Regions from separate parts of the Mus musculus genome. Here region 2 is linked to region 1. Evidence: chromatin loops called from intact Hi-C (ENCODE). Cell type or tissue: gastrocnemius. All regions are shown on one strand. Links, peaks and the distances in the headings refer to the core of each region. The heading gives the core; the rest is flanking DNA. Region 1 holds the start of Tgfbr2 (transforming growth factor, beta receptor II). Region 2 overlaps Tgfbr2 (transforming growth factor, beta receptor II).

What was found. Hi-C counts contacts between places; a loop is a spot of excess contacts. Peaks named below come from ENCODE experiments on the same cell type or tissue, not always from the same donor. Only the 100,000 strongest peaks of a DNase experiment are listed, where the experiment ranks them.
Region 2: it touches region 1 in a loop (2.3-fold over the local background); 8 of 42 quality-filtered maps call a loop at or near these places.

The regions. Positions count from the first base shown.
Region 1 is chr9:116,168,473-116,180,965 of GRCm38, forward strand. Tgfbr2 (transforming growth factor, beta receptor II) reads right to left here and starts at 6,891. Exons shown (of 8, transcript NM_009371.3): 1 at 6,472-6,891. The coding sequence starts at 6,565. Gm40582 (a long non-coding RNA gene) reads left to right here and starts at 7,172. Exons shown (of 3, transcript XR_871320.3): 1 at 7,172-7,264; 2 at 7,439-7,547; 3 at 8,239-10,135. In gastrocnemius, for the core only: a CTCF peak has its summit at 6,745; DNase peaks (open chromatin) are centred at 6,150 and 6,652; H3K4me3 peaks cover 5,472 bases; H3K27ac peaks cover 6,485 bases.
Region 2 is chr9:116,117,470-116,129,962 of GRCm38, forward strand. Tgfbr2 (transforming growth factor, beta receptor II) reads right to left here. Exons shown (of 8, transcript NM_009371.3): 4 at 12,347-12,493. Among named protein-coding and RNA genes, the nearest start is that of Gm31292, 22 kb to the right of the region's middle. In gastrocnemius, for the core only: a CTCF peak has its summit at 5,284; no DNase peak of the experiment used is centred there; H3K27ac peaks cover 3,480 bases.

The DNA.
Region 1 (12,493 bases), core at 2,320-10,319:
AGAGTAATATGTACAGTGAATATGCATAAGGAGAAATACAAAATGCAATAAATCCATAGCAGATCATACAAAGCACATAAACCAACCAGGGGTGACCCACTGCAGACATCTGAAGGGTGAAGTTTCCTCCACTCTCAAATATGACGTGTCTTTAACCCTTCAGCTTCTCTATGAAGACCCACTTACACACACACACACACACACACACACACACACTCACACACACACTCTCACACACTCACTCACTCACACACACTCATACACACTCACACACACTCACTCACACACACTCACACACACACACACACACACACACATAGCCTCCACCTATTTATGAGATAGAGAATTATAAGAATTATCTTCTAGGTCTCTTTCTATGATTAAATAAGTAATGTCACCCTTCTTCCTAACTGCACTCAGGATAAGCCCAGGCATTCCTGCAGCTTCCTAAACCCCTCAGCAAACCCCACCCAGAAATACGGTGACCAATCACTCTCTTGTCCTGTCGGAGGTGAGGTGACACGCTCCTGTGGGAGGAAGGACAAGCTGTGAACACCAGGCGGTTACTGCTCATCTCTGGGCTGGTTCTGAAAACTATAGCGTCCGCCATCCAAAGATCCACAGGAGCAGAATGCAAAACCTTGCAGAGGGTCAGGGTTAAACTTTTATATAGCACTTGGCTGAATATGCCGAGCCAGGGTCAGGAAGTACAGTTTCGCATAGCCTATTTTGAAATGCCTTGGTGGTTTGCATCTGACCTAAATAATCCCCAGGATGCTCTGTGATAGACAGCCAATTTCGGATGCACATACTTCCCTTAGATGCACTGCTCAGAAACCAAAACATAAAGCCTAGGTGGGTAGGAAACATAAACATTCGATTCAAGATGGGTGTGGTGGCTCATGCTGGAGGAGCAGAACTTGAGAGGCTAAGGCAGGAGGATTACTACAAGTGTGAGGCCAGCCTGGTCTATATTCTAGATCACAGAATAAAACCTTGTTGATTCTATGTTCTTCAAAAGCAAACGAACAAACAAACAAACAGCAAAACGTGACAAAACCTGTGTATAAATTCAACATTGTATTTTGTAATTATTGTTTCCTTTCTACAATGTTTGAGAAAATGGAGGAGGAGGAGGGGGAAAGGAGGAAGATGAGAGAGAGAGAGAGAGAGAGAGAGAGAGAGAGCGCTAGCATTTGCAGGGTAATTTTGTAGGTGAAAACCTCGCTAAAGTCAAAACATCTTTTTCTATCTTTGGTCAGAATATAGGCATCAATGTCATAGCATAGAAATAGCCAAAGCGGGACCCCGAGGCACAGGTACAGACCCCAAGGCCTGGCTATTAAAGGCTGAGGCAAAAGCAGTGCAGGCTGAGGGCAGCTTTGCCCCAGGGGACTTAAGTCCTGCTACAAAAGTAAGAGAGAGATGGAGATATACCAAGGCCTGAGTCCAACCGCAGGTGCTGCAAGAGCAAACCAATAGCCAAGTTAATTCAGATGCTCTGACCACTCAGGACCAAATACCCAACACAGCAGGGGCCCTCCTGGGTATGTAAGCCTGTGCAGCAGTCACACTCACACTAGCCCCAGCAGGATGAAGGGAGCTGGTACAGCTCGGAGAATGAGCTGTCGTCCCGGGGCAGCCCTGGAGACCAGCCTCTGACTGACAGATCCTGCTTGCCCTGGAGCAGCTAACGAGGCTCAATGAACTCGGGAATCACACAAAAATCACTGCTTGCTGTGCTCGGAGCTGAGAGAGGACAGAGGAGGGGGCGCTTGGCTCACCTGACATGTTCAAAGCAGGTTTCCTTACGAGGCCCAAGGAAGGTCTTTAAAGATGAGAAAAATTAGTCAGATAGGTGATCCAGAGAGAGGTTCCAGAGAGGACCAGCTTCCTGAATTGAGGCCCGGGAGGCCCTAGTGGTTGACAACATCCTAATGCTGTGACCCTTTAATACAGTTCCTCGTGCTATGGTGACCCCCCCCCCCCCGACACACACACATACACACCATAAAAGTATTCCATTGCTACTTCTTAATTGTAAATTTGCCACTGATATGAATCAGTAAATATCTGACAATGCAGGATATAAGATCCACGTCTCTGGCCAGGCGGGTTCTCCACTCACAGCTTGAGAACTGCTGCTCTCAGCCTTGGTAAGACACAAAGTCAGAAAGAATGGTATAGGTGAGGAGGTTTGTCAGGTGTGACTGAGAGAGACATCCAGAGCCGCCTGTGGGGCCTGGGATGAGGCACCTGAAGGCATTACTTTATTCTGTCTTCCCACACATTATCCAGTGAGAGCCAAGGAATTCTAGGCTGCCCAGCCAGCGAGGGAGAGGTGGGACTGTAATCCAAGACACCCTGATCTTCAGTGTGTGGCTCTCACTCTACCCTGGCCCATCCAACAGAAAGACGGGCTGGACACGCTTTGGTCCAGTTTGCATAAGAAGAGTGAAGGAGAACTGTGGATCGTCTAGGGCTGAAATACAACCAGGCAGAGATGGCAAGGTAAGAACTCAGCAAGGAGAAACTCACGCAGAGGCACTGAGAAGGAAACATCCAATGTGAACCCCCTCTTGTGCATTCAGCAAAGCATGGGGTTAGGGTATGGGGGGGGGCGACGGGACTAGAGCAACCAAACAGGACCTAACAGTGTTCGAATCCCCAGCGTGTCCTGTGCTCTGTCTGTGACACGATTCGGGAGCTCAAAGAAACAAAGTGACAACAACTCTGCTGCACTCATCTGGGGTAGCTTCCTCTCAGTCTATACATCCCCATTTAGTAAATACCCTTGAGAAGGAAGAATAGTAAGGCAGTTTGGGAGATAGCATTCAGAAGTTTCCGTTATTGATTGGGAAAATAGAATTGTTCCCAGGGGCAGAGGACCTGAATTCGGTTCCCAACATCTATCTACACTGGGTTGCTTACAACCATCTGTGACCCCAGCTCCAGAGGATCCAACGCTTTCCAGCCTGCTCAGGTCCCTGCACACGCGACAGTCTCCTACATACATCCACAGCTGCCACACAATGAAATAAATAAAACCTAAATTTTTAAATAGTTATTCATCAATGTAAGGAAAACTGTAAAGTCCGGTTTAGGGCAGAAACTGAATGAAACAGGAGGTAGGGAGGCCACTGAGGACCTGGGGAAGGTGGGCATTTAAAAAGGAGTCCTCAATGTGGGGTGCTATATCAAAACAGAGGCCGAAAATTGTAGCCCTGGTTAGCATTTTCTGCATAATCCACTTGTTAAAAACAAGATGTCATTAAAGGAAGTGCCCTGGGGCTGAAAATGCACCTTATGTGGGGGAGGGGAGAGTAGGTCCAAAGGATTAAAGGACTAAAGATTTTTGGTCCAGGACCTGGATAGGTGTAAGGACATCCTTAAAGAACCTATAGGGCTCCGTGGTCCCTGTGACACTAGGGCCAAGGTCTAGTCCTCTGTGAGGACTCTTCCGTAGGCATCTAAAAAGTCAAAATCATATTTTTTGAAGTCTGATGCATCCAGAGTACATTTTCCCCTCAGACTCACTCCTTATCCTTGAGCACTTAGAAGCGTGAACATGCTACATCAAAAACAAGTATTTTAATTTGCGAGGCCTGCAGGAGGACTCAGCAGGTAAGCTCCAAGAGCAGAGTCTTTGGGTGTCGCATGGCAGAGGAAGAGGACCAACTACCATAGTACCATAGTTTTCCCTTGATTTCTTCCACACAGGATCTTGCGCGCACACACACACACACACATGCATACACACACACACAATCAATCAATCAATCTTTAAATTAGAAGTTGTCTAAGTATATTTCTTGTCAGCTGAGGAGACGTCTCAGCTCACTTGCCATGCATGTGTAGGGACCTGGAATCAGATCCCAGCACCCACATAAGTAGCCAGGAGGATGTACTGGTCTCCTCTAGTGCCAGCACCCAGGAGGCAGACACTGGGGGGGTCTACACGGCAAGCTAGCTAGCAGGACAAACCCACACAGTGCATCCTGGGTTCAGCTAGAATCCCGGCACCATCTAAGAAGCCTGCCTTGGTAAATGAAGTGGGGCAACTGAAGAAGACACCCAATGCCAACCTTCTCCCTCCACACCCATGAGCACCCAATGTCATCTCTGACCTCCACACTCTTGAGCACCCAAGTGTACGCCCACCGTATTACAGGGCTCATGAGCACCCAAGTGTACGCCCACCCTATTGCGTGGCTCATGCACAGAACCCCCAGAGAAACATGAGGACAAAAGTTTAAAATAATTTTTTTTTTTTTAGTGTAAATTTCTCTTACGCTGAAATCGCTTGCTCATCTGTCAGGCTGGTACGCATAAGACATGTGTTTGTCTTGGACTGACTGGGACTTTGTAAAGAATCTTGTTCCTTCCCTTTGTCTATTGCATTAAGGTATCTTGAGAAACTGCCTCACAATTTACCACTCTGTCAGGACAAATCTCTACACCTTTCCCCTCTGTGGAAACTGAGAAGGCCAGTGGAATTCCAAGTGTCCTTCCACGCGCCCTTTCCCTAGGAGCTGTCTTCCCACTTAAAACCATCTTTAAAAACTTTGACCACATAGGTACAACTCAAAACGAACTGTCCAAACATCCTGGAATGGCAATTCCATAAAATGTTAAAAAAAAAAAAAAAAAGCCCTCTCCGTCTTATAAAACTATTTAAAGCCCAAATTAAAAAGATCCACCAAGTCAGTCAGCTAATTGTTTAAAACTGTGCATAAATATGACTCACAAGCTACAAAGCCTGGAATTCGAAAATCACAAATCTTAATCTTGTAAACAAAACTCAAACTGGGGCCTCTGGACTTCGGTTCTTCTCGAGCTAAAGCAAACGTTTTATGTACACAAAGGGAAGGATATTCTTTCTGATGGTCTTCAGCAAAACCCAGCAGGGTTTTTTTTTTCTTTTAATTTTTTTTTCTTGTGTGTGTCTATATGTGCTTGGGGTAGGGTTTGTGAGCACAGGAAGGGGCAGAGGAGGAGACCAGGGGTCCTCTGTCACTCTCCATGAGTCTCTATCACTCTCTTTGAGTCTCTCTCCGAACCTAGAGCTAACCTGGCATCGAGCAATTTCCAAAGGGTTTCCAGTCTTCTCTCACTAGTGCTGGGCTGGCAAAGAACCACACCCAACTTTGCATATGGGCCCTCGGGATTTGAACTCACGTCCTCAAGCTTGCACAGCAAACACTCTTAGCCACTGAGCTAAATCTCCCAAGCCAGCTTTAAGGGCCTGGGTTAACATGAGAGACAGTTGACCTTTCTGGAACTGCACTTCAATGGAAACCAACGACACGAACGCGGACTTTATGAAGCAACAGGACTAAAACCTGTTAGGATTTTTGCTGTTTCCCTTTGTGTGGCTCTTCCCTTCTGAAATGGTCCACTGCTGTTTGCAACACGATCCAAAACTCTTAAATCACCTCAACTACCGATGTCTGCAACGAGCTCTCTTGCACCCTACTTCCGCGCTCCCCAACACACACACACACACACACACACACACACACACACACACACACACGGCCACCGCAATCTCTGCATTTCACCCCAAATCGACCCTGGCCATCCTCTTAGTTACTAGGGAAGGTCATGGAAAGCCAGTGATGAAAAGAGTGTAAACTTTCACAAACTGAACCACTGCATTGTACAGTAGGGAAAACTGAGGCCCAGAGTCATGTGACTTGCCCAGATCGTGGCCCTAACTCTAACTTTAGAGTTAAAATGCCAGATTTTAAACTTTCCAAGCAAACCCTTAGGAAGGAGCCCTAGAGCCTGCTTTTCTCCCTTAACTAACCCCTGCGATGGGACCTGGAGGACAACCTGGGTTAGGTGTTTCCATTGAATAGTAGCTGCTGAGATCTTTCATTCCAGGCAGCATCCCTATAGTCCATCACTTAGTAGGCATGCACTAGATTTTTCTCAGCCATCAACCTGACCACCCTCACTGGGTCCTCATCCCGGCAGGCCAGGAATCAGCGAGGATAGAGATCAGTTCTCTTCTCTAACTTGTATCCAGTGAGTCACGGCCCAGAATCCCTCCCGAGATGGCAAAGCTGAGGACTGAGAGTCTGGCTCAGTCGCGGTGTCTAGGGCAGTAAGCGGCCCAGGTGTGCAGCAGCTGGGCGTCCAGTCCCCTGCCGATGCTCCTCCAAGTTCCAACTTCTTAAACTTCCCTTTCCGGGGCTCCAGGCCCCTCGCGGCCGACCTGGCCTTTCGTGCGCGCACAAAGGGGGTCAGGAGCGTCCCCAAGTCCCCTGCAAGTGGACTGTCCTGCTCTTTTGCGAGAGATCTTGCCCGGATCCCCGCGGGCCTGAACCGACTCGGGCCGCTACAAACTTCCCGTTTCCGCTCTCGCACCGGGTCCCGCGGCCGACTGTCAATCGCTGCCCTGGGGGCTGGAGGAGGAGCGGGGAGCCCCAGTGAACCCCCAGGGTCGCGCCCTGGCCACTCACTCACCCGACTTGGGAACGTGCGGCGGGATCGTGCTGGCGATGCGCGTCCACAGGACGATATGCAGCGGCCACAGGCCCCGGAGCAGCCCCCGACCCATGGCAGCCCCCGTCGCTCGTCATAGACCGGCCCCTGGTGCGCCACGAACCGAGCCTCGGGGACCCCGGGCTGCGCCTTTACTCCTCGCCCTCTCAGGATGCGGGCCAGATGTGGCCGGCGATCCCCGGAGCTCGGAGGCCCGGAGGAGGCCCCCGGCGGCCGAGGAGAGCTGAGCAGGAGGCTGGGGCTCCGTCCCCCAGGCGAGCGTGTGCGCGCGCGGGGGGTGTCGTCGGTCGGTGCGCGCGAGTGACTCACTCATCAACTTTACCCGGGCGCCGAGAGGGAAACAGGAAACTCCTCGCCAACAGCTGGGCAGGACCTCTCGCCGCCGGAGAGCCTTCCAGCTCCGGCCCTCTCCTCCAGCTTCCAGCCCTCGCCTTCCTCCGGCCGCCAATCAAGGCCGCTGGATTGGACCTTGCCTGGACTCTACAAACTTTTAGCTGCCCACTCCCAGCGCTCCCACGCAACCCCCACCCCGCCAAGTCTGGGCTCCAAGTTCAAACTCAGAAGTGACTAAGCGCACTTTTCGCAAAACAAGCTCGAAAGTGGTGTAAACCACTTTCCTTGATACACCTCCAGGCACCCCCACACCTTCTAGGCATTACTCCCAGGGGCTTCATAATTCCATTGAGACCCAGGAGAGAGCTCTGAAATGTAGCTTCAGAGTCCCGAACACGTTGCTTCCCCTAATAAAATAAAGGTAAGCACTTCTTCACTAGAGCTTAGTTTCAGTTTTATGTACATGCATGTGTGATCACGTTGTAAAGGACTGTTTTTTACTGTGGAACAAAATCCAGGAGTTTGTCTCAGAGTTTAATGTGCGTATTAATCACGTTGGGTTGTGAATTTAGCTAACCTGCAGGTTCTGGTTCAGTAGGTCTGAACCCAGAGTGTCTGCATGTCTAATGAGCACCTGGGTAGAGCCTCCCATTGGAAGGACCGTTTCCTGGGCGTGGTTTGCTGGGTGAAGCTCTGTGATCAAGGTAGGGCTGATATTTTCAGGGTGTTGCCTCTAAGAAACTAAAGAAATTAAAGTATGTTTGGGGCCAGACGATGATGGCACACGTGGGCGGGTCTCTGTGAGTTCAGGGCCAGCCTATTATACAGAGTGAGTTCCAGGGCAGCCAAAGCTATACTGTCTGGGAAAACAAACAAACAAACAAACAAAAACCCAAAAAACAACAAAAAAAAGTGTCTTTGGTGGTGGAGTCTGCTTTTCAATGATCGCTCTTCGATAAGATAATTCGAGTAAGGAGAGAAAATACTTGGCTGGAGGTAGAAAGGCTATCAGTAGGAAGACCCATCAAAATTTCCATTCTTTCTGGGGTGACCATGTTTTCCAGAGACAATCTCTACAGTGTGTGTGTGTGCGTGCGCGCGTGCGCCTGTCTGTGTGCAGCACGGCCTGTTTTTTTGTTTTTGTTTTTTTGTTTTTTTGGTTTTTGAGACAGGGTTTCTCTGTATAGACCTGGCTGTCCTGGAACTCACTCTGTAGACTAGGCTGGCCTCGAACTCAGAAATCTGCCTGCCTGCCTCTGCCTTCCAAGTGCTGGGATTAAAGGCGTGTGCCACCACTGCCTAGCTGCCTGATTTGTTTTTAAGGGTTCATTTTACTGTATGTGTGAGTACCTTGCTTTCATGTCTGTATGTGCATCATGTGCATGCCTGTTGCAGAAGCTATAAAAGGACATAGAACCTTCTGGAACTCGGGTCACCCAAGGCGGCACAAGCCACGCATCCAGGAGGTGACTATGTGAGTGCCGGGAACTGACTCTGGGTCTCTGTAGAAACTGCACATGTTCTGCATCTCAGAGCGGCCTCTCTAGTTCCCTGCCTCAAATGAGCTTCCCACTGATCCTGGAGATGGAAGATGAGCTAGACCAGCTAGTCACCAACCCAGACATCCTCCTGTCTCTGCTTCACCAGTACTGGGGGTTCAGATGCATCTGTGCCAGCTCTGTATGTATGTGTGGGGGTGTGTGTATATGTATGTGCACATCTGAGTGTGAGCTCATGCACATATGCTGAGGGTAAATTTGTTAAAATTGGATTTCTGAGTTTTTGATTCAGCACCAAACACTGCTTCTGGATGCACCTTCTAGGAAAAGGTCATCTTTTATCCAAAGAGTTCTTGTCTCGTGCATCTGGTGAGAGAATGCATGGATAGACAGTAGGAGGGTGCGCGCTGCTCAGCGCACATGCAGTCGTGCACTTATACCGTGTTAGTGAGGGAGACAGGCTGAGTTCAAAGTCGGATTCCCCATCTTCCTTCTGGGGTGGTCTTCTCTCAGGCTACTGCCATCCCTTGAGCATTTGTCTTGCAGGTCACTCATCCACAGGCAGGGTCACTCTGGGTGCTTCCACTCAGTGCCTGAGATCTGAGCTGAAGGCATTTTTAAAGTGCAAGCTCTGTCACTATCATTGAATAGCATCACCGAGCTCGAGGAGCTAGTAGGAAGCAAACCCTTGCACCTGCTCCAGAGTCCCCATCCCCACACAGCCCTGCTCTGCTCAGAGCCTGTTCTGCATTCCCAGGGCCTGCCCCTGTAGAGCCCCGACTCCCCCCCCCCCCCCCCCCCGTGACCTCCTCTGGCCTGATTGACTCACCTGTCTGAGTAGATCTGTGTAGAGTAGATTTTGAGTCTCCCACTGATCCTGGGGATGCAAGATTACCTAGACTGGGTGACCAGCAAACCCCAAAGATCCTCCTGTCTCTGCCTTCTCAGCTCTGGGGTTTCAGACACATCTGTACCAGCTGTTTGTGTGCATGTGCGCGTGCGTGCGTGCATGTGTTAGTGTTTGTGTGTGTGTGTGCTGCATGTACACATGTAAGCATGGCTCCATATGATTGTCCCTAGGTGCTTATTTCATGTTATGCCTGTTTTTCATTCTGTCTGTTTGTTTGTTTCAGATGGAGTCTCATGTACATTGCTGACCTCAAACTTGCCAGGTAGCCGAGGCTGGCTTTGAACTCTGGACGCTCCTGCCTAAGTCTCCCAACTGCTGAGGTTACAGGTGTTCATCCACCATGTCGAGACCTTTTACAACATTTATGATATCTGGGTTTCATAATGTTTCTCACTGACTCCCAATCTCATGTCTCCTTCAACTTCAAAGATCTTGAGGGCAGGCACTATACACCTATCTTTCCTTACTACTGAATCCATGTACTAAACAGGTCTCAGGTCTGCAGTCAGGCATGTGTTGGCTAAGTGAGCACATGAGGTAACAAGGACTCAGAGGACGAGTGACCTCAGGGACCTAGTGATTTCATAATTCTGAGGAGAGCATTATGTAACCCGACAGAGATATGAATAGATGAGCTTTCTGCCAGTGCTGCTTCCCTTTCTGAGAAAGGAGAAATGAACCTGCTGCCTTCTGTCTTCTTAATTTCCCCTAAGTTTGTCCAAGTTCTCTATCTGTGACAGATGTGCTGTCTTCTCTGTGTGTGCTAAAACAAGTAAAGGTCCCAACCATCCCAAGGAGCCTGGAGCGACAGCACAGTTGATAAAGTGTAGTGAGAATTCTGGAGATTTGGTTTATTGAAATAAACACAGAAATATTATAAGAATATGTTTTTGTTTTAATCCCAGATGTGGGGAGTTGGGACTGTCCACAGCAGCTGACTATGATTTGCCTTGTGCTCTAGCAGAGGCGTGTGGTTTTGGTAGCTGCCTATAGTTTCTGCAATTGAATGATGTTTGGAATTCTGGGAACTTTTCATAGGATATATAAATGCTAGAGTCCGAAGAGGTGTGGTTGGTGGTTGGTGATCCTTCAGGAGGTTGGTTGAGGTCTGTGAGTAGCTGTGCTCAAAGAAGAAACAAGAAGAAAGAAATTAGATTCAGATCTCTCTCTCTCTCTCTCTTTCTCTCTCTCTCTCTCTCTCTCCCTCTCTCTCTCTCTCTCTCCCTTCCTCTTCCCCTCCCTCTCTCCCTCTTCCCCTCCCTCCTCCCCTCTCCCTCTCCCTCTCTGTCTCTCTCTCTCTGTCTCTCTCTCTCTCCCCTTCCCTCCCTCCCTTCCTCCCTCTCTCCCCCTCCCTCCCTCCCTCCCTTCCTCTTCCCCTCCCTCCTCTCTTCCTCTCTCTCTCTCTCTCTCTCTCTCTCTCTCTCTCTCTCATCCTTCTTTCTCTCTTATCTAGTTACAGGGGTGAAGTGGGGGAAGGGAAGGGTGGGAAAAATAATTCACAAAGTAGCAAAGACCAGTTACAAACAAAGAAGAAAAAAAGAAGAAAGAAATTAGATTCATAAATTCCCCTCTCTTCTATCCTACTGATAGGGGGTAAAATTGGGGGCGTGGATAAATGATAGAAAAAAAGGAACCCACAAAATAGCAAAGACCATCTACGATGAAGTATTTGCCTTGCAAGCAGGAAAGCCTGAGCTGAGCCCAGACGCTACAGGAATGAAGCCAGGCCTTTAGGCACCAGCTCGGAATTCTAGCTCTAGGAGAAGAAGGAGGCAAACAGACCCTGGGGCTTGCTGGCTCTCCAAGCTAGCCCACTTGGTAAGTCTCAGACCAGCCACTGGAGAACTTGTCTAACACACACACACACACACACACACACACACACAAAGACTACAGCTGTGCTAACAACATGCTTTGTACTCGAGGCTAAGTCCAAGCATCTAGTGCCTTAGTGGAGCACCAAGTCTCATATCACACTTCTAAACTGACAGCATCTGTGTTGGCCTTTCACACTGCTGATCTAACCCAGTCAGCCCTGGAAAGGAAGGGGGCTCTACTCGGCATCGGGAAATGCAAACAATATCTAAAATTCACAGCGAGATCACAGCATCTTAACCCCATGTGCATGGCAAGCAGATTCTCTGAAACAATGTTCAATATTGAAAAGACTTAAAACTTGCAAGGAGTCTGCCCTTTCTCTGGGATGCTTACAAAAGGCAAGTCTGATGGCCTCAACAGAGATTTTATGTGAGCTGGGTGTGGTGGTTCTTGTCAGTTACTCCCACAACTGGAGACACTAAGATGCTAGGATGGTAGCACATTTGAGGCAACCTGATCCAGGCCAGCCTAGGTTACAGAATGAGACTCTTATCTCAAAATACCAAAAAGGGGGAAAGGGGGCACTGTTTCATACCATTTTAAACTTTGGTTATCGTAATTTTTGTGCCCAAAATAATAAATAATCTAAATTATGTGTAAATTATGGGGCTGGCAAGATGGCTCAGAGAGTAGAGGGGCCTGGAGCTAAGCCTGGAGACCTGAGTTCAATCCCTGGTGCCCACCATGGTGGTGGGAGACAACTGACTCTGCAAGTTGTCCTTTGGCATCCACAACTTGCACCATGAGACATGCATGCTCTCCCCAAGGAGGAAGGAGAGAAAGAATAAAAGTGGACATCAGGGTTGGGTGGTTTTGTTTTTTTTTTTTCAAAAGTAGTTTGTGGCTTTATGTTTATTTTAATTAATTATTTAATTTAGTGTGTGTGTATGACAGTGTGTACATGTGCTCAAGTGTGTATGTGTGTTGTGTGAGCATGGGCATGTGTGTCCATGTGTGTGTGAGAGAGAGAAAGCCTAGTAGAGTCAGGTCTCTCTCCAACCCTTTCTGCCAAGGGATTGAACTCAGGTCTCCAGCCTTGGCAGCAAGCTCCCCCGACTCCACTGAGCCACCTTGCCTGCATTTCATGTATTTCCTATTTTTGACCCATCCTAACAAGGACTGCCTTAAGATCTTCATTTACTTTTGAGAAATCACAAAACATTCTTTTCCCCCTTAGATTTCTACTTTGTGTCCCCCGGTGTATGTCTTCTGTTTTTACTGGAGGGAAAATGGCTGTATCTATTGTCCCAATCCATCGTCTTGTTTGCCCTTCTTCTCAGCTATTAATAGGCTGCAGTTGTGCATGTTTACATAAAGTATTAGCATATTCTTTTTGGAAAAGCATAACACTCTACAAACACAG
Region 2 (12,493 bases), core at 1,616-9,615, 52 kb before region 1:
CTTCAGAGTGGTAGCATTCCAGGCATGCTCCTCGTATGCAGTGCTAGAGGATGAACCACCAAGGCCTCAGGGCATGCCAAACAAGCAGCCTATCCAATGAATGGCACCTACGGGCCTCGACTTTAAGAGTGGGGATTTTTTTTTTTTTTTTTTTAGGTTTTTCAAGACAGGGTTTCTCTGTGTAGCCCTGGCTGTCCTGGAACTCACTTTGTAGACCAGGCTGGCCTTGAACTCAGAAATCCACCTGCCTCTGCCTCCCGAGTGCTGGGATTAAAGGCGTGCGCCACCACCACTGGTCTCATTATTTGGTTTTACTAAGTCATTTTACTTTAAGCCATTAGAGAGTCTCAGTTTTAATTTCTTTTCAGACACTAGTATCAGATATGGACATGACAGAGTATGCAAGAAGCCTGGGGAGTTGGTTGTTTTCATCTCTTCTGTGTGTGAATGTGTGTGTGTGTGTGTGTGTGTGTGTGTGTGTGTGTGTGTGTGTGTGTGTAAGTAGGTAGGAAGCTAAGTAGGCAGGCAGGTAGGTAGTTAGATGATAGGTGGATAGGTAGGTAGATAGACAGGCAGACAGAATGGGGAAAGGGGGAGAGAGAGTACACACACTGCTATGTTGTTGTATATATATTTGACAATTCTAAAACTCACATAGCTTGCTGCCATCACTGGAATCTTTAAGCATCTTGTTGTCATGATGCAGAATCTCTTGGCACCTCCCATTCAAAGTGAGGTCCAGAGGTCCAGACCGGCAGTGTGAGCACACATCAGCTGCGTGCTTGAGGGAAAAGAAGGCTCCTTGCCTCTGTTCTCAATCATCATTACGTCCAGGTGTGCATTTGAACGGTTCCTAGATGGCTCCTGCACAGAAGTTTCAGAAGTACCTTTCCCAAAGCTAGAGTAGCTTTCTTGGTATTCTGCCAGAGACGATGGTTGCATCCTTGCTTTATTCCTAAAACCAAGTCTCTTTGTGGCATCACTGGCAGAGTGCTGGCACAATTGTACTCAGACTGACCAATAAGAAAACAACCCCCAAGAAGATCCCAGTCAATTAGGCAGCAGAGCAGTGTGGAACGAGATAGGGTTCCCCATTCATCCTCTCAAATGAAAAGCAAGCAAATTCAAGCAAACAATTAGACATGATTTTAATTAAGCAACAGGAGAATAAACTGGCAGGAGTTACAGGACCAACTTTAACGGGCACCGTGGCGACAGTGCTGCTGAGCATTCTGGGTAGATTTTGAGAATATTTCCTTCCCTGTAATGAGGGGAGAGGCCTTCCCTCTGTGCACTTTAATTCCTACTGCAAGTATGCCGAGCTGAACCATCTCTCCACTCCCCTCCCTACCTGACAGTCGCCTTTGCACGAGTTTCTTGACTCTCCTTAAATAAAGCTGAGGGGAGCACAAAAACCTCCTCTGCCTTACTCCTGGGAGGTGGGGACAAAACCTCAAGCAGAGAGCTACAGTAGAGAGAGAGGCCTGGCATTTTAGCCATTGTTGGCACAAAATCCAAATACTGGGACACTTCAGAGTCACTCTTTATGGGGGCTGGGAGATACCTCAGATGGGGAAGTGTTTGCCTTGGAAGTAGGAACGCCTGAGTTCCACCCTCAGAACTCACATTAAAAAGCAGGGAATGGTGGCCTATGCTTGCAAACCCCAGCAGTAGGGAGACAGCAAGAAGTGCACCCTGGGCCTCCGACCAGCCAACCTGACCAGCCAACCTAGCCTACCTGGCAAGTAGCAGGCCAGTGGGAGACCACACTTCAAAAAGAAACGCTTGACAATGTGTGAGGAATCTGATGCTGTCCTCTGGTCTCCATATGTACACACATACATGCACATACACACTCACGCACGCGCGTGCACACACACACACACACACACACAAACTTTGGTATTGCAGTTAGCCGTTAGGAAACTGGGAAAGGAGGCTGATTCTCCACAGCACAGCTTAGAAATGAATTGTTAGCCTTTCAGCCAGAGACCCTCAAAGAGCGTGCCACTGGAAGGTTAAAAGTTGAGCAAGAGCAGTTTGAGGGCTAGAGCAGTCAGGTAGAAGCTGAACCAACCGGAGGGCAGCTGATCACTGACCTGCAGCAAAAAGGTAACCTAACAACAAGTACGGTTAGATATTTCCCACCACCCACAGCACACAAGCCCTGGTTAGGAGTCCAAAGAAAAGACTTGAATCACAAAGCTAATGCCAAGAGTGATAGAGTGTGGTTATTTCTTCATGTACTAGCTCAGGGCTTATGCCCAGAAACCTGTATTATCCTGACTCAACATAACTCCTTTTTATTGTTAACACTGTCAATCTACAGACTCTATAACTGCCAACAGGATAAGGCTTTGGGCGTGGGAGTGTGTGTGCATGTGCGTGTGTGTGTGTGTGTGTGTGTGTGTGCGCGCGCGCGTGTGTGTGCTCGCGTGTGTGTGTTTCCAGATTGGATTTACAGCGGCTGGAAGAGCCACCCTGAACATGGGCAGCATGCTACCATGGGCTGGGGTCCTGAGCACTGGAGATCTTCTCTTTCTGCTCGCTGACCCAGGATGTTCTGTGACCCAGCTGCCTTGGTCTGGTTCCTCCATCATTTTCCTGGTTGCCTGTCTCCTGCCTGTGCTCAGGAATCCTAAAGGCACAGACGCACTGAAGTCAGGGGTTATCGTCTTCTCCAGGGAGCTGGGCCAGCGTTGGAAAAGACTGTGCACTATAAATATCATCAGTGCCTTCACAGTGCCAGGTATTGCCTGATACTTCACACCCTAAACTGTGACCCTGTTGCCTGGGCACCCTCTCGGTCCTTGTCATCACATCCCTGTCCCTATTCACATTCTCAAGGTTTCTTCTAAAGCCATAGATGCCGACCAGGGCCTCACTGAACTAACTTCTAATTAGTCGAAAACATAATCCTGTTCCTATCAAGATTGGTCAGCGTAGATAACGAGGCTTGCTTGTTTTCTCCTTAACCATAAACTGAATTTTGGCTCTCTCTGTGTGAATGGCCTCTACCCACTAAGGTCGCTCTATCTGGAATACACAGGGAATACAAAGAAAGACGCAGACTCTAGCAGAACAATTATTCTGGGTCCAGCTGTTCCTGGTGTTGGCTACATGTTGGCATATCCTGGGGGCTTAGGAAAAAAGTTTGTGGCCCCCGCCTTTAATCCCAGCACTTGGGAGGCAGAGGCAGGCAGATTTCTGAGTTCAAGGCCAGCCTGGTCTACAGAGTGAGTTCCAGGACAGCCAGGGCTATACAGAGAAACCCTGTCTCAAAAAAAGAAAGAAAGAAAGAAAGAAAGAAAGAAAGAAAGAAAGAAAGAAAGAAAGAAAGAAAGAAGGAAAGAAAGAAAGAAAGAAGGGAGGGAGGGAGGGAGGGAGGGAGGGAGGGAGGGAGGGAGGGAGGGAGGGAGGATAAACGTTTCTGATACCAGGTCCGAGACCATCTAAGCCAGAACCTGCACAGCTAAGGCAGAATTTACAAAGCACCTTGGTGTTGAACACTGCAACCCAGGCAGTTATGTGGACCTGACTGGGAAAACAGAAGAAATGTCTGAGTTTCAGATCCATTGTGTATGAAATGATACTATGTTAGGCTTGTCTGGGGCTGGAGCTACAGGCAGGTGTGAGTCACCTGACATGGGTGCTAAGAACTGACCCTGGGTCCTCTGCAAGAGCAACAAGTGCTCTATAGTAACCATTGAGCCGTTCCAGGCCCATATATAGCTTTCCTTACATGAGAAGGACAAATGCAAACTGTTTTATTAAAAGTCAAGGTTTTTATAGTGTGTATATGTGTGTGAGCTGGTGCACAGCCATGAGACAAGGGCCCACCTAAGGTGTTCCTCAAGAGTTACCCACCTTGCTTTTTAATCAGAGTCTCTTGCTGGCCTGGAGCTCAGGAAGTGAGCAGAGCTGAGTGAATGAGTCCAGGGCATCTTCCTGTCCTGCCTCCCCCTCCCCAGGACTGCATACAAATAACAACACACTCCCACACTTGGGTTTGTAATGTGGGTTCTCAGTCCCTACCAACTTTACTGACTGAGCCATCTTCCCCAGCTAGGTTATCGTTATTTTTAATAAACATAATGAATAAGCAAAAAGGGTTTACATAACAGTAGGCCGGAGCAGCTTCCTGTCAGAGAAGACTTCCAAAGCCAGGTGGCCAGGCTATATGTAGAGAAGTTCGGATTGCATACAGCTGGAATTCAGCCCGGGTAGGAACAGAAACCAGTTCACAGAGTTGGCCAGCTTCTTCGAGTGCTTTCTTATTATTTATTTATTTATTTGCACGCACAGTTCCACAGCAGCCATTTTGCCATCACCCACAGGTGTGGAGTTTGTGGGACACATATGGATGAGTCGTGTGGAGCATAAACTTACAGCCACTGCTGTTGCAAGCCCTGGGGTCCAGTTGCTGCAGTGACCACTCTTATTCAGTGGATGAACTCAGGGCAGACTGTGCACACTCTGGACGCCCTGTGTGCCCCGCAATGACTCATGGAGAATGGGGTTCTACAAGTGCATGCTCACCACCCCCGCTGCCCCCACAGCTAGCTTCAGAACCCCACCTTGGGGAAAAAGTTTACAAAAAGGAGCTGTTTTACCTTGAGTTACCTCACACACACCCTATGCTGGGCCCGCCTGAGTTGTGGTGCAGTTTGTGTATTTCTTTGTCCAGTTAGGATTGTGCTAAAGGATTTGGGATATGCTCTCTAGCCAAGGTTTATACACAGCCAGAGGCTCTCTCAGCTCTGGGTCAGCAGTCAAATGATGGAGTAGTCTTCGGGGAGACAACTGCACTCGCTGATTTTAATCTACAGTTTTCTACATACTCTAACAATGTTTTCTCAACCACATTTTCGCACCCCTTTCTTCCTTCCTTCCTTCCTTCCTTCCTTCCTTCCTTCCTTCCTTCCTTCCTTTGTTTTAAATTCTGCATTTAGTCCAGAAAGTAAATCTGCCTCATTTCCTCTCAAAACTAAGATGCACAGCTGGAATGCAGCTGTTCTGAGGACCAAGTGCCCAATCTAAAGACCAAGTGTAACCAGAGGCCATGCCCAGGCTTGTCACAGCCCACCTTGCTCTTTGCACCTAAGAGCAGAGGCAGAAAAAGCAGAAAGGTCAAGGCCGGGACTGGGACGAGGCCAGGGCTGGGATGAGGCTGCGACTGGGACTATAGTTTATTTGGCAGAGCATGAGCCTTAGCATCCATGAGGCTATGGGCTGTATCCCGAGCAGGCCAGAAGCTGGGCCTGGTGGCGCAGGACTGCCATCTAGGCACTCAAGAAGGAGAGGCAGAAGGAGGGGCAGGAGGATAAAATGTTCAAGGCCATCCTCAACTACGTAAAAGAATCAAAGCCAGCCTGGGCTGTATGAGATCTGTCTCAAAACCAAGAACCAAACCAAAACAAAGACAACAACAACAGCAATAACAACAGCAAAACCCCCAATTTCTTCTAAGAAGCTGGTCGCCTGGGGCTGGGGCTGGGGCTGGGGCTGGGCAGCCTCAAGGTGAGATCAGGGTGCAGGGGACAACACTTCTGAACTGCTCTCACTCGGAACGCCCTGAAGTCAGCCACGTGTGCAAAGCATCTGGTGCACACAGAATGGGCTCACTGGACAGTGTGAAGCCCCACCATTAAAGCTGCAGTGGGCCCAGGGGGAACCAGCTGGCTGAGATGTTCTGCTAGCAAAGTTAAACATAGACAGGAAACCACATGTCTGATACTGTTCGGGGGTGGGCGGGTGAGGGGGGAGAAAAAGAAAAAAAATCATTTGTCTTCCTGCCAGAGTGAGGCTGGTTTAGTTTAAAAAGAAGCAATTCTACAACAGTCAGAGAGGAGGGAATGAAGCAGTGTGGTTAGAAGACCCTGTTTTCCTCCCATCACCTCAGCACCTCAAGTGAGCCTACACGATGTCCCCATGCTAACCGCTAAAGTCTGCATGCAGCGGTGGGTATGCAAGCCAGCAGAGCACACAGCTATGTGACACAAAGAGCTGCTTCCCTACAGAATGGGAAAGGTTGCACTTGGAGTCAGAAGTGGTTTGGAAAGTCCTGGTTTCTTTCTTTAAAAAAAAATATTTATTTTGTGTGTGCGCATGCCTCTCTCTCTCTCTCTCTCTCTCTCTCTCTCTCTCTCTCTGTATACTCGAGTAACAATTAAAAAAATAAAAAAAGAATCTGAAATTTGAGAGTGAGAGAGTGTATAGGAGAATCTAGAGGGAGAAAAGGGAAGGGAAAAATGATGTAATTATATTATAATTTCAGAACGTAAATTATTATTTAAAAAGAGGAACAACTCTCCCTAGGCAGAGAACACATGGAACTTCTTACTTCCACCAGCAGAAACATCTACCCTTCAGCCAACGGCTGGATACAACCATATGTAGCCAAGAAGGGCCACTATAAGCCACCCAATATATACCTACTTAAATCATATTTCTTTTGAGATAAAGTCTCGAGTAGTTCAGGCTGGCCTTGAACTCGGATTCTCATCTTCCTGCCTCCACCTTCTGAGTGTTGCAATTACAGGTGAGTGTTATGCTCTTGACAGTCACAGGGTTGCAGAAGGACCACACCAGGCCCAACAGTTCCATGTGATGTTTATTGGGGGGGGGCAGCAGAAAGAGAAGGGGGGAAGAGAGAGATCGGGGGGGGGGGGCTTTCTTTATATATGGGTAATGACTTAATTACAGGTAAAGGTGGGAGGTGAGCCAAGTGGATTCTGGGAATATGGTGGCTGTTGCCTTGGTTATAGGTCTGTGGATCCTGCCTATGTGATATCGCAGGTTTCAGAGGTCCTGATACCAATCAACAGTGAGGGACAGCATTCTTTAGTGTTGGGGCTCAAACTCAGGGCCTCATACGTTGTAGATGAACACTCTCCCAAATGAGTTATGTCCCCCAGCCATGATCTAAAAAATTCTCATTTTTGCAATTTCCTTTTCTAAATCCCCAGCAATGTTCTCAGTGATGAGCTCTATACATGACAATGCCATACTCAGTGTCACAGCAAGTGACAGCCCACAAGTTAATGTAGCACAGCATTTTCTACAGCCTTCTCTCCCACAATACCAAGCCACAGCGAGGGTGACCTGTGATACACTGCTTTTCACCTGAACACAGTTCAGATGGGAAGCATCAGGGCAGGGGCGAACACAACCACAACCTGTACAGACCAGGATGTATAAATGAGGATGACCTTGGAGCAACAAGGGAAACGTTACAGGGGCCAAGTCTGCGCTTGCTCTGCTACGTTCTCCAAGCCCAGAGGCTTGTTCATCCTCTCAGCATCCCATAAGCTTACCACCCATTCTTCCTGCCTCTATCTGTGTGTGTGTGCATGTGCACATGATGGGGATGGGGTGTGTATGTGAGCACCTGTGCATGTGAAGGCCCAAGGTGGATGTTTGCATTGCGTGTAGAGGGGTATGTGTGAGTGAGTGCTTGTGTGAGCACACACACATATGAGTGAGCATTGGAAGTCCAAAGGTGGATGTCAGGAAGCCATCCTCTATCACGTATCCACCGTATGCATGAAGCACCGTCTCTCTGTTTAGCCCAGCGCCTGCCAATATGGCTAGTCTCAAATGGCTGATTTGTTAAGAGAAATAAGAAATATAGGATTACTTTTCCAGGCATGGTGGTCGGTCGATAGACGTTCTTAACTCCAGCACTCTGTAAGCAGAGACAAGTGGATCTCTGTGATTGTCAAACCAGCTTGGTTTATATAGTGAGTTCCAAGCAAGCCAGGGCTACATGAGGAGATCCTGTGTCCAAAGAAGAGACCTATAGAATAGTCCCAACAGGTCCTATGGAATAGCATCAAGCCCGCTTGTAACTACTGACTCATGGTTTCAGTGACACATCCACACCCACCCACTACCAGGGCTCTGATGGTTCAGTGTTCCTGAGTCCCTGTGATGAAGCAGACGCTAGAGGCACTGAATGGGCTCGTGTGCCCCATTCAGATGTGATCCCCAGTTGGTCTGCCCCACTCAGAAGCATACTCCTTACCAGGGAGGCACAAGTAAGGCAGGAGTGTTCGCTGGGGTTCTCTAGAAAAGTTACACCCCTGTTGCAGATCAGAAGAGCCACTGACTAGTGACTCTGAGCTTGCCAACGGTTGGGTTAGAATGCTACAGGTATAGATTGAAGATTATCTTAGGATATCTTTGTTCCCCTAGTCTCTTTCTGTCACTAACTTCACGATCTGACCTGACATCCTTTGAGGAGCATGTAGAATCTTTGGACTGAGTGAAGTGACTCACAGACCTCTCTCTTCCAGCATCTCAGAAACTATGACAGCATCAGGTGGAACCTAAAACCATTGGGAGAGATTTCTCCACTCTACCATAGCCAGTCTGCCTGTTGCCTACCCCACCCCCGTGATGCACTTACTAAATATCTCAATATTTAGCTGCCTTCTGTTCTAGAACTATATATTTTTCCAGGTCAACCTGAATCTGTGCTTCCAGATGATACCCATTCCTCCTTCTCTCAGAATAAACACTCTCTTATTCCTTTTGGAGCAAGAGATGTTGTGTTGATGAGTTTGAATTTTCTGTTTGTTTGCTGTCTGTTTTTTGTCAACTTAACACATGCTAAAGGCACTTGAGAAGAAAGAACCTCAACCGAGGAACTGCCTCCATTAGATTGGCCTGTGGGCGTGTCTTGGTTAATTATTGTTGTGGAGGGCCCAGCCCACCATGGTCAATGCCTCTCCTGGTGGTCCTGGGTATAAAAAGCAGGCTGAGCAACACTGGGAGAACAAGACAATCAGAATCAACTCCTCATGGCTTCTGCTTCAGTTCCTGCCTTGAGGATCCAGCCTTGAGTCCCTGCCCTGACGTCCCTCGGGGATGAATTAATGATGTAAGCCAAGCAAACCCTTTTCTCCTCAAGTTGCTGTTGGTTGTGGTCTTTGTCACAGCAAGAGAAACCTAAGTAGGACAGCTGTGTTTTTACAAAGATGGCCTCTGTGACAGCTGCCGGGGACTCTGGAGTCCTGACGATAACGCAGAGATGCAGGCAAAAGCACTAGGCTAGAAGCATGGTGTAGCCATGCAGCCCTGAGCAGCCTTTCTGTGGAAATGAAGAAGCTAAGCGGAAGGGACCAGCTCAGAGCGTGATTACTCTAGTCACTGATCTGAAAGGCACTGAAAGCCCCCCCCCCCACTCTTATTTAGCAGCTTCCTGCTGTGATCCTGAGTCAAAACAGGAACAAACGTGCTTAATTTGTAATATTATCCAGCAATGTAAGGGCTGTGGTTAGCTTTGATTAGAGATCCTAGACTCAGCATGCTCCCTTTGACTGGGGAAGGTATGTGGGGAGAAAAGAGGCACTGGAAGAGACACAGATTAAAACAGAGCAAGCCTTTCCAGTGTGCCTGTGGTGTGGTACCCAGGCTACTGGATGCTGTGTTCAAAGGGCCTGGCTGGAACTCAGCTGTTGAACCCAGATGCCAGAACGGACCTGAAGCCACTTACTCTAACATCCGGGAAGTGGAGACTGAAGGATCCCTGGAGCTCAATGTCCAATGTAACCTCCTTGCTGAGTTCTGAATCATCAAGAGACCCTGTCTCAAAAACAATGTGTGGCTGGGAAGGTGGCTTAGTAGATGAAGTGTTTGCCACACAGCATAAAGACCAGAGTTCAGATCGCTAATACACTTATAGAAGCTGAGTAGGCTTGGTGCCCAGCGTAAATAACCCTGAGACTTGGGTGGTAGAGCAAGGGGGTCAGGAGTTCAAGATCATCCTCAGTTAGATAATGAACTCAAAACCAGCCTGGGATGCATAAGACTTTATCTACATAGGAAGGAAGGAAAGAATGAAGAGAGGGATGGGGCAAGAAAGGAACTAATGAACCCAACCAAGAAACAAGCAGGTCAGTGAGCGCCTTTGAGTCCTAGCAGTGAAGGCAGAGATCAGCAGGTGACTTGCAAAAGGTATGGAGAGACTTCACACCAGGTAAAGTGCTTGCTGCATTCAAAGCACGGGGAACAGGGTTTGGATCCCCAAAACCCACATAAAGCCAGCTAGTGTGGCAACCCTCTCATAATCCCAGCTCTCCAGAAGCAGAGACAGGAATCCCCAGGGCAAAGATGGCTAACCACCCAAGCCCAATGGTGAGTTCTGAGTTCAGGGGGAGTCTGGCTCAACATACAAGGTTGAAAGTGATAGAAAAAGAGAACCAGTATCAACGTCCACATGAACGTGCACACTTGTATGCAGATGTGCATACACACACACACAGACACCACATGTACACATATAAAACACCAAAAACGAAACATAAATGTCTTGCAAAATTAGCGTGCCATCTTGCGGTTATAAGACAGCCACTCCTGATAACACTTGCCCTGCTACATCTTAGACTACACTTTTTGTTGTTGTTGTTGTTGTTGTTTTTGATTTCTTGAGACAGGGTTTCTCTGTGTAGCCTTGGCTGTCCTGGAACTCAATCTGTAAACCAGGCTGGCCTCGAACTCAGAAATTCACCTGCCTCTGCCTCCCACGTACTGGGATTAAAGGTGTGCGCCACCACGCCCAGCTAGACTAAACTTCTGTTCTGGCACCTATCAAGTCTTGCTGACGGATGGCTGTCAGATGGCCATCATGACACCCCCTCTACTAATTTGCATTCTGAATTTAGATGAGTATTGGGTAGGTTCTCAGGTCCCCCCAGTTAAAGCGTTCTCCAGAGAAGGCAAGGGAGCTGTGTTGGGGACAGTTCTAGGGAGCTGTGTTGGGGACAGCTCTGAAGAGCGGGCAGTTTCTGGCTAGTGTTCCCTCTGTTTCTGCTGCTTTCTCCTCTTCTTTCTCCTTGGCCAATGCAAGATGCACTGAAGCCACCAGACATCACACAAAGCCTGCTGCCACGGGAGGCTGGTAGGAGATGCCAGAGAAAGCAAAGGCCCATTTTTTTTTAACATTTCCAGACATGCCCAGCCTTTTGACAGTGTGATCTACAAAGTTCATGCTGGAGAACCATGCAATCAGTCACGCCCAAAGTAAAACATAAACAAATCACAAAACACATCCTACAGAGTTTTAAGGATGTTTATGATATTGCTTTGGTCTCTATTCATAGCTATCCTGGTGCACATGTAGCCTGCAGGCTTCAGGCTGGGGATACCTGGATGGCTTTCTGACTAGATGACAAGGTCTCTCTGTAATCTGTCCCTTCTTCTGAAGGGACTGGCATGTAGCAGGTAGATAGGTTAAAAAAAAAAAAAGACCTGCCAATCTCTGTCTGTCTGTCTGACTGCCCATAGATTGTCTATACACACATACATACATATATACACACATACATACATACATCTAGAGGTTGGGGCATCTGGAATAGTAACATCATGCCTTCAAACACTGAGGGCACCCAACATCCATACTTTAAAGGATTTGTGTCAAGGTCATGGCTATTGGTTTTAATTGGAAGTCACAAAACACAGGCAGGAAACAAAAAAACAAAAACTAAAAACAAAAAACAGATGTAAAACAGCAAGAATATGAGTCCCAGTAGGAACTCTTTGCCAAAGGGCATGAGGGAAGCTACTGGGAGTCAGAGAGAGGCGGGTCTCCAGACCATGGAGCTGTTGGTCCATTGTGCACATTCCTTAGGCTCCAGCAACTGCGCTTTTCAAAGGCTGTTTCATTTCAAGGAAATAATAGATGAAGGAAAGGAACGTCAAAGAATATTCAGGCCTGCAGTCCCAGCACTCAGGAGATTCCAAATTTGAGGCCAACCTGGGCTGTGCTTAGTGAATCACAGGCTAATGAGTAGCACAGTGAATGCCTCAAGGAAAATAAATGAACATACAGGGTAATTAATTAACTAAAAGTATCTCAGTAACATGTGTGCATTTATTACTTATCCATAATTCTGTATAGAGTGGTATCTTAGGCCAGCCAGCCCAAACTAATCTTGCCATAGTAAAAGATCCTGCTTCAAAAAGCAAGGTGGATGGCTGCTAAGGAGTGGCTTCCAAAGTTGGCTTCTGGACGTCATACACATGAGCACAAATGTGCACATATACTATGCACACAGCCACAAATCCATGCACACACACAGAGAGAAAATAAATTTTAAATAATACTAATAATCTCCACTGCTAACAATCCCCAGCTGCTGCAGATGCCCTGAGAATGAGCTTGGGAAAAGAACCATCGCTCTGGAGGACAGAAATTGCTTGTCAGGGCCAGGTACCAAGATGGGAATCAAATCTGAGAAGGGCAAGCATGGAGCCCACTGCTTCTTGAGTTCCTCTGTCCTCTCCGTGCTCCACACAGCAGTGCTCCCCTGGAGGACTGTTACCCGGGATAACTACTCACCTTCCGAAAAGATGATGTAATCGTTGCACTCTTCCATGTTACAGGCACACATGAAGAAAGTCTCGCCCGCCCTTTTCTTTTCCTTCATGACACACTTGGGAGAAGCGGCATCTTCCAGAGTGAAGCCGTGGTAGGTGAGCTTGGGGT